Regions from separate parts of the Mus musculus genome. Here region 1 is linked to region 2. The links are chromatin contacts, found by Hi-C or POLR2A ChIA-PET in ENCODE. All regions are on one chromosome and are shown on one strand. Each heading gives the region's core, a stretch centred on a gene start or an enhancer-like site at or near the end of the contact. The rest is flanking DNA. Distances are from core to core; before and after follow the strand shown. Region 1 holds the start of Recql5 (RecQ protein-like 5). Region 2 holds the start of Smim5 (small integral membrane protein 5).

Region 1 (5,899 bases), core at 2,182-4,681, 33 kb before region 2:
AACCACTATGGCTAATAGCTGTAGTTGATGCTGGGGAACAACTCTCTGGCTTTACCCCTACTACACACACACACACACACACACACACACACACACACACACACACTCCAGTTTCCACAAGTTTTTTTAGCAATTTTACTCAACTCTGCATTATCACTGATGGGTGGGATAAAGGCATGAAGAATTCTCAAAAGAGAATACAAAATACATTCTGTGAAATGTTTTATTTGCTGTTGTTTTTATGTGGTACTGGGGAATCAAACCCAGGGTCCTGCGAATGCTAGGCAAGTGCTATCGATGTACCACTGAGCTACATCCCCAGTCCTTATTTTTACTCATTTGAGACAGGAATATACTCTTGAATCTTCAATCTTCTTGCTTTAGCACCTGAATGCTATACATCTGCAGGACCTGGACCATTAAACCTAGTTTAAAGAACATTCTCGTGCTAGCCTTTACATATCAACACATAACCAAAAACCCCAAACAACAACCTGAAGAACAAAATAAAGCTCGCTGTGAGTGTTTCAGTGAATGCTGCTTTTACTATGCCAGATTCAAGATCCAAATTCAGTTTTAGATGCCTTTTTGTGCTAAACAACAGCCTGGATTTCCTTGCCTCTTTCCCTTCCAGACTTTAAAGTCCCAAGTAATACTGCTCAGGTCGCTGTCCGCCATGAACTGCTCCTCCTCTTAACAAGGACACAGTCCTCCTGTCTGTTACCCGCACCTACTTAACTCCAAGGAAGTTCTGGAAGAACCAGGGGACGCTGACAAAAACACCAAGTGGAACATAACCAAAGAATCAAAGTGTGGATGACAGCAGCAAACTTCCCTTCCTTACCTTGTTACAAAGTGAAGCACTTGAATAAACCCCAACCGAGATTAATACAAAGTTGATTACAGATATGTAAGTGACACACTAGTTAGGGCAAACACATTTATAAAGTGGGAAGATTAGCTAAACTCACAAAGCAACATAAAATACCCACTGACACTAAGGTTATGAAAAGTAACCAAGCTAGGCCTAGTGCAACATGGTTATAACCCCAGCTCTCAATAAGCTGACCTAGAGGATCTGGAGCTCAGGGGTAAAAGGTTTGCCATCAGTTTGGGCTTCATAAGACCCCATCTCAAAAATGCAAAACAAAAGACCTCCTTCCAAAAGCTCAATTCAAAAGCTAATACAATGTGGTCCAGGTGAAAAAAAAAAAAAAAAAAACGACTTAACTTTCAAAAAGAGCTAATACCACCCAACCAATTCAACTTTTTTCTTCTTTCTGTGGTGCTGGGGATCAAGTCCTTGACATGCTTAGGCAAAGCCCTCTCCCATGAGCTACATCCTCAACGGGTACCAACTGATTCCAAACCAAAAGGGAAAAGGGACAGAGTTGACCATGGAATGGAAGAGTGTTTCAAGAGCTCTGGGTCTGGAAGATTTACCCACCGACTGCTTACTGTTCTCGTCCTCCTCTTCTTCATAACCATCCTCATCACCCCCTGGGCGAGAGAAGTCATCTTCTCCATAGGCGTCAGATACCAAACCACCTTTCTCCTCTGAAAGAGGAGAGAGAGGGGAGAGGGGGAGAGAGAGGGAGAAGGAGAGAGAGGGGGAGAGGGGAGAAATGTAAAAATGTTTCTGAAAATTGAATGGCCAAGATTATTTCTGAAGATAAAAAGGGAACCTAAGTCTCAAGTAAGTGGCTATAGGCCCAGATTGAATTTGTACTTAGGAAGAACAATTTAATACCAGGGGTTGGGGTTGGGAATTTAGCTCAGTGGTAGAGCTCTGGGTTCTGTCCTCAGCCTGGAGGTTGGGGGGGAGGAAGAAAAAAAAAGGAAAGAAAGAAAAAGAAAAGACCAGGGGTTGTGCCAGGAATGGCGGTGCACACCTTTGAACCGAGCACTTGGGAGGCAGAGGCAGGAGGATCTCTGAGTTCTAGATCAGCCTGAGTTCCAGGACAGTCAGGACTAGAGGGAGATCCTGTCTCAAAACAAACAAAAACAGGGGTATTGGAAGATGACTCTTATACGAGTGCATAATGTACAGGGTTTGGTGTCCCATGCTTTTAATTCAAGCTCTCTGGAGACAGGGCCAGGCAGATCTCTGTAAGTTTGACAGTTCAGTTTCCAGTACCCACATCAGGCAGCTCACAAATGCCAGTTTCAGAAGAGCTGATGCCTCTCTCTGTCCACCATGGGCAGAACTCACATGCAAGGCCCACTCCATATGTACAGATGTATATGAAAAGAAAATCAAGCATTAAATTCATGTTCTAATATTTTCAGGACAGGCTGGGGAAGTAACAAAGTAGTGGGATGCTTTCCTAAGAGTGTAAGGCCCTGGGTTTGGTTCCCAGCAGTTCCAAAGGTTGGGGAACTATTACATGCTGTTGGCCTATTAGGGCAGTTAAAGTCTTCTCCTCTTTGAACCAGCCCAACAGGTCGTTTAAACTCCTGTTTTGACATACCACACACATCTCTATCTTGTTTCATGTGCAACCTCAAAAACGCCTTCTATGCACAAGACTGTCTTCCTCATTGTTTTGCCCCTACTTTGCAGATAAGAAGACCCAAAGCTCTGGTATATCAGGTAATTTGCTTCCTTCAAGAAATCTGTTCCCTCTATGCTTCGCAGTCTGAGGGCAACCGATAGGCTTTTAAAACTCACCAAACAACAGAATCACCCTACCGCCTTAAAAGGCTTGTCTAGCATATTCTATGAAAAAGCCCAGAATTATGCACTTAGGAGAGATGCATTTTTAAAAACTCTAGGGCAGACTTAGAAACGATTCCTTAAAAGTTACCAACTTAACGAAACACAAGTTTTACTATCCTCCAGGTACATTTCACTCCTCTCTTCCCCATCAAACAACGAGACAGTGATGTCTCGACAGATGCGTACCCCCCTTGGTCCACCCTCTGGCCAGCATGACGCCTTGCGTAGAGGATCGCAGAAAGAGAGATCACTCGTACTGTAGTAGAGGTTCTAATGCTCTGTCTGACCTAGGACATCCACTGCGCTTTGGGGTTCCAAGACCCGATACCTGGAGCACAAAGAGCATCTTCTCCCCATGCCCCGCTAGAGAGGTAGCATTTGGTAACCATAACAGACCCTCCCCTTTCCAGCTCAAGTCTCACCAGTCGCTCCGCCTACAGCGTCGACTCCAGTTTCGCCATCAGATTCAGGGTCTGAATATTCCGCATAAATTGCAAGAGACGACAAAACATTTTTCTTCCCCGCCATCTTACTCCCACAGCGCGGTGTGGCTCAGGCCTATGACTCATAAGCCAATTTAGGGGCGAGAAAACCAACTTCTTCCGGATCCCAGGAGACTCCGCGCCCGAATGACAACCAATCAAAAGGGCTGTGTCTGGGCATGGCTCCGCCCCCATGCTCAGCTCTTGGAAACGTCATCAGCACGGGACGGAAGTAAGGTCTTGCGGCTTCTACTTCGCTGACTTCTCGGGCGGTTTGGCTTCTGAGTTCGAGTTAGGGAGTAGTGTTCTTTGGAAAGCTGCAGAGCCAACCGAAAAGAGCCTGGGGTCTGACATCTTGGAGAGCATTTGTCTGGCAAAGGGCGAGAGCTGTTGACTTGGGGGCTCAGAGGAGGAACGGGGGGTCGGCGTCCTTGATGAATGGTATCTATGGCTTCGCTTCTAGAACAAGGACCCTAGAAAAAGGATTCCAAGTTCTCTGGTCGACTTTGAAGACGTTTGTGGGCTTTGTTGTGGTCCGATTTGTAGCTCTGTCCACCTGACCTGGAAAGTTCATTGTTTTTATTTTTATTAAAGGGAGAAGTAATGTTAATCCCTCAGGAATGTATTGCGTGAAGCAATTCAGCCTTCACTTTTACTGCTGGGGAATGAGATATTTAAGTGTAACATAGCAGCTTACTCGGCAGGAGAAACATAGGCTATATTTTAACGTGGAGCAGAGGGTTTTTTCGGGATTGCCTTTGCCCACCTTTGCGTTAACCTTTTGGCTGCTGCTTTTTGCAAAGATGAGCGCCCGTCCTTTCTCCACTCCCTTCGACCGGGAGCGGCGAGTCCGGAGCACCCTGAAGAAAGTCTTTGGGTTTGATTCTTTTAAAACACCTTTACAAGAGAGTGCGACCATGGCTGTAGTGAAAGGTAACATACCAAGCTACCTGTTTTGCAGACTGCTGGCGGTACCGTAGTAGCTCTGTGGCACAACACCCTCTTAACTTCCTACCTCCTCACCCTTTGGAAATCTTTGAAAACCACTGGTTTGGAATTCTTTCGTGACCAAAGCTAGTGGGTATTTGCTGGGAATCTATTTGTTTATTGATGGTCTATGTAGCCCTGGCCGGCCTGGAATTCTCTATATACATCAAGTTGGCCTCAAATTTGAGCCGGTCCTTCTGCCTCTGGATTATTAAGTACTGGTATTACAGGTGTGGGCTATCATAACCTACAAATTTTGGACAGAACCACTCACACTTCTGGTTTTTTCATAGCCAGACTGACAGTCTGTCTTTGACTTCTGTTCCTAGATTCCCATTCTTGTCCCTGTGCAAGTAGTAGCAAAAGTGGCAGTAGTGCTTAATCTTGTCAGTGACCTAGGTAATCATTTCCTTGAAGAGCGAGTAGCTTGAGTTCCAGGTAGAAAAGGAGAGACTAATAACACTGTAAGCTGGAGATAGCTTGTCCAGATGGGAGCAGCAGTGCCACCAACAGACTTATTAACAGAGGACTGAATGATTAGCCTTGCATATCTACCCCGGTGTAACCAGTACTCTGCTTCCCTGGATGTGTCTAATCCAAATAGTCATATCCTAGTGGCTCAAGACTACTCAAGCCTTGTTTTGATTTGTTTTTTTAAAAACAGGTTCTCACCATGCAGCTTTGGCTTCTTAGATAGCTCAGAACTAGCTATGTAGACCAGGCTGGCCTCAAATTTCCAGAGATCTGTCTTCCTCTACCTATACCCCCCCCCCCAATACTTTCTTACTTTTTGGTTTTTTTGAAATGCAGTTTCTCTCTGTAGCCTTGGCTGTGCCGGAATTCACTTTATAAACCAGGCTGGCCTGGAACTCAGAGATTCTTCTGCCTCTGCCTCCTGAGTGATGGCATTAAAGGCGTGTGCCACAACACCCAATGAATGCTCTGTTTAGAACTTTTTGTTTGTTTTGCTTTTACTACCTTTATTTAAGTATTGGTAAGGACCAACGGTGAAAGACTCCCAGACTCAATTTAGATTGTAATTAGCCAAATTTAGTAAAGCTGTTGGCAGGGCCACAGTCTCTAACCCAAATCAGAGACATGCTTCACAGAGGTGGGTGAAGAAAGGCTTTTAAAGGCAAAATCCCCAAAAGCTGCCAAGATTAGATAGTCAAGGTGACCTCTAAATAGTCCTTGAATATCTGCATAAGCAAGTTACAGAAGCCACAAACTGCAGCTAGTCACAGCATAACAGGCAGATGGTCACAGCTGCACGTTTCTGAGCAGAGTCAGGGAGTCAAGGTTGATGGAAACTTATCTTCTAGAAACGTGAGTCAGAGACAGATGGGTACCTAGCACAAAATGGAGTTTCTTTAGCCATCACAGTATCACTGTTAGAAGCAGTTTCTCTGAATGTCTAGGTCTCCCAAGGCCCTTTGCATAGGAAGAGTGGGGAAGGGAATACATGGAAACAAACGTTATACCAAGACACTCCTGTGAATGTATGCTCTGCTAGGTGCTTTTCCTACATTCTCATTTGATTTACAACATCCAGGGCCAGGCTTGGCTAGACAGGCCTGTAATCCCAGCATTTGGAAGGCAGAGTCAGGAGGATCAAGCAAGTTCAAAGCCAGCTCAGTCAACAGCAAATTCCAAGCCAGCCACTGTTAAGTAGTGAAAATCCGTTTAGAGGGAAAAAAAAAGCCAGGCATGA
Region 2 (6,282 bases), core at 2,885-5,384:
TGGTTCTTCCTGAGGGATGGAGGCAGGTGACCAGTCTTCAATGATTGCTACCTTGGCCCTGGTCTCAACCAAGCAGGTGGTTCCTTCTGCTGTGATGTGTGACACTGGTCACTCCCATTACTCCTGCCTGGCACATAGCTGGTCTAAAACTACTCTGAAGGTCATGTGATTGGGTCATCCTACACGTGTGCTCTCTGCCTGTGTGTTGTGCAGCCTCTGAAAGTGAGAGGCCTGGTTGCCTGTAGCTGCCCAGTGTAGAAGGCCAGGCCCTTTCGGACCTCCTCCACGTCTCCTTAGTCGAGTAGGCCCCGGCTGCTGCCCTTCTTCCCTAACAGTTCTTCAGGAACTGGACCACAGCTGCCAAACATTTGGACTTCCTTTCTGTAAAGCACATGGTGCTTTCTCTGAGTTTGTTGTGTGTTTAGTTTTCCTTTTCGTGCTACTGGGGAATGGACTCTGGGACCTTTCTTAAACCAGGCAAATACTGTGCCGTGGAGCTACACTCCAGTCATGTGGTACCCTCTAACTTCTGCCCTCGTAGAACTGCCACGATCCTGCTGTCTCAACCCCTCCCCCTCCTGTGCATGGACAGGCTCTTTATCTCTGCTGTAGTGGAGAGGAGAAGCCCTAGGGAGGGGCCTGGCTCCTGGAACTCTCTCTGGGTGGGGCCTGACAAGTGCCAGGAAAGACAAGGATGGGCCTAGCCAGTGCCCCTCCTGCTGCCCATATGCTCTTGATAGAGGCCTTCCTGACTTTGTGCAAGAACCAGGCTGTAGCTATTTGGAAGCCCATGGGCTGAGCACAGTCAATACCGCCTGCCTTTTGTGGGCCTGGGGCATCGGTTTTTATCAGTTCATCACCACCAGAGTGGGGCACACCAGGCTTTATGAGAACTGCATGTGTTGTCACTAAAGGCACAGATCTGTGTGTCCTGCTGTTATGAACCTAAGACCGTTCCTTCTGGTGAGAACAAAGGAGATGCTGCCCCTAGCCAGTTGGAACATGCTTGCAGAAGGACAGTGATGTATTCGCCCTCCTACCCTGGGACCTCTGTAACACTCCTGCCCCCCCCCCCCCCCCCCCAGAAATAGTGTGCATAAGGTTCAGAACCAGGGCTGTTGTTTCTTACCCTCCCTCTTCATCTATGTTTGGTCTGGCTTGTTCAGTCTGACTGGCACTGTGCCCACATTGCCTCACAAGCCCAATGGAGACACTCCTTAAAAGCAGAAGCAGGCAGGAGTTGGTGGTCAGGAGAGCTTTCTCACTTGTGTGCCACACCCTAAGACCTAAAGAGAAATGGCGGTTAGGGGGGGAAGAAGCACCAGCTCTGTCAGGGTTGGTGGGGTTGGGACCCTAGGCCTAGCTGAAGGGTCTAGCAGTGTCAATTCCCAGAGCAGGAAGAAGGCAGGAGGCTGGGGCTGGGCCTGCTATGCAGGGCAGTCAGGCTTTGTTGGTCAGTTACTCCCAGCTTCTCTCGTGTTTTCCCTTGTGCCTTTCCCCACTCCTCTCTGCATTATGCATGGCTTGTGGAGTTGGAGAACTGCAGACCTGTGCCCCGGGCACCTGAGCTCTTCTCTGTAAGAACGTGGACCACCTATTGTGAGCAGCCTCATAACTTTGTGCCCAGGGCTTCTATAGTCATCCCCACTGGAAGCTCGGTGGAACGTGGCCACCTATGCCAGCCTTGGGATGTGACCTGGGGCGTTAGCTCTTGTCTGTGTTACCAGCAGAAACGGGGCTGCAGAGTATGGCTCTCTGCCCTCAAAGGGCTGAAGAGGAACCCTCTTTGCTTGGCAGTTAGTGTTTTGTTATTTTAAGCTCTGACCCAACATAACAAGCACATCTCAGAGGGGGGAGCAAAGGGGTCTTGTTCTCCAAAGAGGAAAGAGGCACATTCCAGCAGGTCTCCAGGCATCTTCCCAGTGGGCTATTTAAAGCAGAGCCAACAGACACTCGGTGCCCAATATAACCTTGCTCCCCAGCCGTGGTCAGGGGGAGAGGGAGCCCTGGAGCTGGGCCCCATTGACTGGATACACCCTAGGTTTGGGTGAAGCCAAGCAAAGCTACTGGTAATTTTGTGTTTCCAAAACGATCAGTCCCAGGTTTGTCCAATTACTTCTAAACCAGACTTTATGCCCCAAACCTGGGGGAACTAGAGTCTCTCTTAATGCTATGTTTGGTAGAACAAATGGTAGCTTTCTCTGGTCCAGGAGGGAGAACAGGCTTGGCTGCCACTGAGGCCCACTGGTGCCCAGGCCGCTTGTGCAGCAGATTTGGAACCTTCTGTGGATGCTCCACAGGCAGTGATCAGAGAGCTAGCACAACAGAGAAGGAAACTGGCCGAGCTGGGGGACCGATTAGTGTTCCTGGGTGTGGCATGGGACATGGAGGTTCTTGCTATATAGTAAGTGTCCTGTAGGCCAGACAGCAGAAGCTTGGTCCCACAGTTTCTCTACTTCCTCCTTGTCTACTTGATCATCCAACTCCAGCTCCCCACACGGATGAGGGCAAGCAGCGTGTCTGTGCCTGATAAGAGTCATGGGGGCTCTCAGCCCCTTTTGTCCGTTGAGGAGCATCTCGAATGAGACATAACCAACAGATGTGAGAGACCTGAGAGGTCAGAGCCTAACCAGCAGGGCAGAGATGCCCACTGTGCCTGTTGAGTGTTTGAGCAACTCCATCAGTGCTGGGGCTCCGGTTTGGAGTCAAAAGTGGGTGCTTGAAGCCTTGGTGGTTCTGCTGCCCTGGTCCCCAAGTTTTCTAGACAATGGAGAGAACTTCCTGCTCTGGTGGCCAATAGAAACTAAGCGAGCTCCTCTCCTGCAGCCATAGAAGCTGGGCCTCCCTCTGAGCTCAGGGACTGCTGGAGCCTGTGTGTCCCAGATGTGGCTCAGCTGCAGTGCAGTCCCTCTGTTGCACACTTGTTAGTATTACCACAGGAGTTAGCTTCCCAGTCCCACACAAACCAGAGTGCACCCCCTCTGCTGAGCCAAAGAGACTCTCGGCCCTCCCCTTGGTTTCCAAAACTGAATGATGTTTTTCTTTCTTACTGGATAACAGTGTGTTTGCTTTGGAAGGGACGTCTCACGGGGACTTGAACCCCAGTGTGAGGACAGGAGGCAGAAGGGCTTAGCAGCCTCCTCTCGTGAGGCCCTGCCCAAGAAGGTTGTGCTTGCCCTGCACAAGGACTGAAGAGAAGAGCTGTCTGGGGGCAACCATTACAGTAGTTAGTGTGGAAGAGACTCTGGGGTCTTTTCCAAACTCATTCATGTAGTCACAAACTCCTTTCCAAACTTGGGGTTTGAATTAGGGTGCATATCCCTGGCTCAGTTTTCAGAGATCATTGCCAAAGGAGGATCAGGGGTCCTGGTAATCTAAGTGGGTGCAGAGACTCCTCCCTAGGATGATCCTGAGCCGGAAGCACACAGCGGTGAGCAGGTCAGAACTCCAAAAGACAGGAAAGCTGCTGCTCTTGTCCAGCATCCAAGTAGGCAGTTCTGCTGCTGGCTCTACCAGCTCCTGGGGCCAGAGGCCATTCAGCAGGCTGGGCACACCTTGTCCTGAGCCTTCTTGAGAACCAGGGAGGGCTCAGCCCTAATCCTTTCGGAAATGGAGGCTCAGCAAGATTGGGGGCCATATCCTAAACTCACTGAATAGAAAAGGTTTAAATGGATGTGTCCAGCAGCCCCCAGCCCCTGTGCCACACACCGAGTAGCAGTACATCCCCCTTCTCTAGTACCAGGTCCCAGGGGAAGAGCACTCAGGTATACACACAGAGGAGGTGACTAAATTCCCATAGGAGAGTGGCCTAATATATCCCCCAAGACGTTCCTCTCCGAGCTCATGCTAAGCTGTGACTCCTCGCCAGAGATACGAGACCCTGGCTGCCCTCCTTTCCCGATCCTGTCACCTCTAGCCAGTGTCTCTTACCTGGGAGCTCAGATAGTGGGGAGCCTCGAAGAGGTGTCCCAGTACAGAGCCTCTATGTACCTCCTGGAAGTCCTTTGGCCACCACCTTTGACTTCTTCACCAGCGCTGCCACTTTCCTGCCTAGGCGGCTGCTTCTCACTCGGGCACCTCCTGGTGCTAGCTCCCGGTTGCTGACAGCCAGCTGCTGTCCAGCTTCAGCGCCTCATCGCTTCAGCTTTTTTGTTGTTGGTTGTCCTGGAGATCTAGGTGTCAAATTACAGTTGTGAGGAGGAGCCCAGGGAGTCCTCCCCTGAGCTTGACTTGCCCTTCACGCCCTATGCCTTTCCCTGCCTAGAGGTCCACTCTGCTCTCTGGATCCCCAGACGGCTCCCTCTCTTATTCTTCCTCCTGTTCTGCCCTCCTCCTGCCTTTGAGCCAGGCTGTAGGCTGTAGGCTGTAGGCGGAGGGCTGGGGTTGGGCTAATGACAGAAGTGGTTGGCTGTGGTTCCCTGTGGAAATAACCCCGGGGGGCTCCGTCTGAGGTTGCCAGAGGAAGAGGGTGGAGTGACTCGCTCTTGGGTGCCCCAGCACCCTCTGGATGGCCTTTTTGGCTTGTGTCCCTGACCACCCTGGTCTGTCTCTTGGGCCACACTCTGGCTGCTCTCTCTGCCCTCTGCCAGAAAGAAAACCGGGCTACAGGATCACCCAAGCACGTCAGCAAGCTTTCAAGCAGCCCTCTGGTGTGGTACTCTGCCATCTACCCAGGGGCATCTGGGGGGAAGATGAGGATCCTAGATACTCTAAAAGTAGTCTGCGCCGGCCATGGTAGTGCACACCTTTAATTCCAGCACTTGGGAGGCAGAGGCAGGTAAATTTCTGAGTTCGAGGCTAGCCTGGTCTACAGAGTGAGTTCCAGTACAGCCACGGCTACACAGAGAAACCCTGTCTCGAAAAAAACAAAAAATAAGTAAATAAGAAAAAGAAAGAAAGAAAAGTAGCCTGCTTGTTTTAGTGAGGGGCCTTGGGTCCTTCTAAGAGAAAGGTCACTGCTGGTCTCGTTCTGCTCAGCTGTCTGCATGACAGCTCTGTTGGCCCATTAACGTTTGTCGGTCTTGCCACCAGCAGACCAGGCTGCAGGGGGAGGACTGACCTCAGCTCTGCAGTCAATGGAGCCCTTTGAATCTGAGCACAAAACCCCAGTGAGCCAGGGCTTGGGGCAGGGTGTAGACAACCATATGGTCACAGTGCCTAGATGCCAAAGCTTCTCAGAGACAGGACAGGCCACCACTGTACAGGCAGAGGGAACATTTGTCGTGTATATTCAGTGTTAGTGGGAGCTGGCTGCAAGAGCGCCCCCCAGTGGCTGTCTCAGCTGTCTTCCTGCCACTTCTATGCAGTTTTAGGGCTGTTCTTCACTTTGCTGGAGGGACCCTACTTCTTTAGAAGGTGGCATTGCAATTTGCTTTCCTTACAGTAGCCTGCTGTGTGGGGTCAGATCCGCAAGCAGTATTCAGACTAAGAAAACCCTCTGTTCCAAAGCTGTTAGTGCCGGCTAATCTTAAGCCTGGGCACTCAAACTGCCCTGCCTCGCGCTGTCTCTTCTGGTTCCCAACCCTGTACCACATTTCTGGCACTAGAGATGACTGTAAGGACCCTGATAGAACAGTGGCCTCTCCCAGGGCCTCAGCCTGGGGATCCGAAAAGAGACTGGCCTCCTGCACCAGGTGGGCTTCCTGCCACCAGCTTGGGCAGGAAGTGGTTATCCGCAGGGGAACATCTGGAGTTAGAGGCTGAGAGGGAGGCTCTAGTGAGGCTCTAGTGAGGCTGGATCTCCCTGGTGAGTGGGCTCACGAGTGACTAGGCATGATGGCCGCTCTCAGCATTGTGTGCCTCTAGCACAGTGACTCTCAGCCTTCCTCATGCTCTGGCGACCCCCAACCATAACATCCTTTTTGTTCCTTCTTTATTACTGGAATTTTGCTAGTTATAAATTGTAATATATGTTTTTTGGTGGATAGTCTTAGGTAAACCCTATGAACGGTCTTTCAAGCACCAGAAGGCTTGAGACCCACAGGTTGAGAATCATCTGTTCCAGGAGCTATGCTAGGTACAGCCTTCAGCCTAGGGCAAAAAGCTCATGGTGGGCGCCAGGGGAAGCCTAATTCCCTCAGGGAAGATCAAGATACCCATGAAAACTGTTTGTGGGAGCTCATGCCTACAGACCCAGAACTCAGGAATCTGAAGCAGGAAGCTCATGAGTTCAAGGCCACCCTGAGCTGTAGTGAGACCCTATCTTAAAAACAAACAAAAAAAGACTAGGCATGGTTGCAGAGGCGGCTTTCTGAGTTCTGAGGCCATCCCAGTCTACTGTGA

The links. Hi-C counts contacts between places; a loop is a spot of excess contacts on that map. ChIA-PET counts read pairs that join two places held with the same protein, here RNA polymerase II (POLR2A).
Region 1: POLR2A ChIA-PET joins it to region 2 with 17 read pairs in Patski. The contact joins the promoter of Recql5 here to the promoter of Smim5 in region 2. A Hi-C loop is called at or near these places in 3 of 37 maps with a recorded cell type or tissue (gastrocnemius and heart). POLR2A ChIA-PET finds 5 or more read pairs at or near these places in 3 of 5 experiments (Patski and embryonic stem cell).

The regions. Positions count from the first base shown.
Region 1 is chr11:115,931,024-115,936,922 of GRCm38, reverse strand. It overlaps Recql5 (RecQ protein-like 5), which reads left to right and starts at 3,431. Exons shown (of 19, transcript NM_130454.2): 1 at 3,431-4,134. The coding sequence starts at 4,005. It overlaps Sap30bp (SAP30 binding protein), which reads right to left and starts at 3,264. Exons shown (of 11, transcript NM_020483.3): 1 at 3,142-3,264; 2 at 1,448-1,557. The coding sequence starts at 3,247.
Region 2 is chr11:115,897,991-115,904,272 of GRCm38, reverse strand. Smim5 (small integral membrane protein 5) reads right to left here and starts at 4,134. Exons shown (of 3, transcript NM_183259.3): 1 at 3,931-4,134. The region is part of intron 7 of Recql5 (RecQ protein-like 5); the gene reads left to right.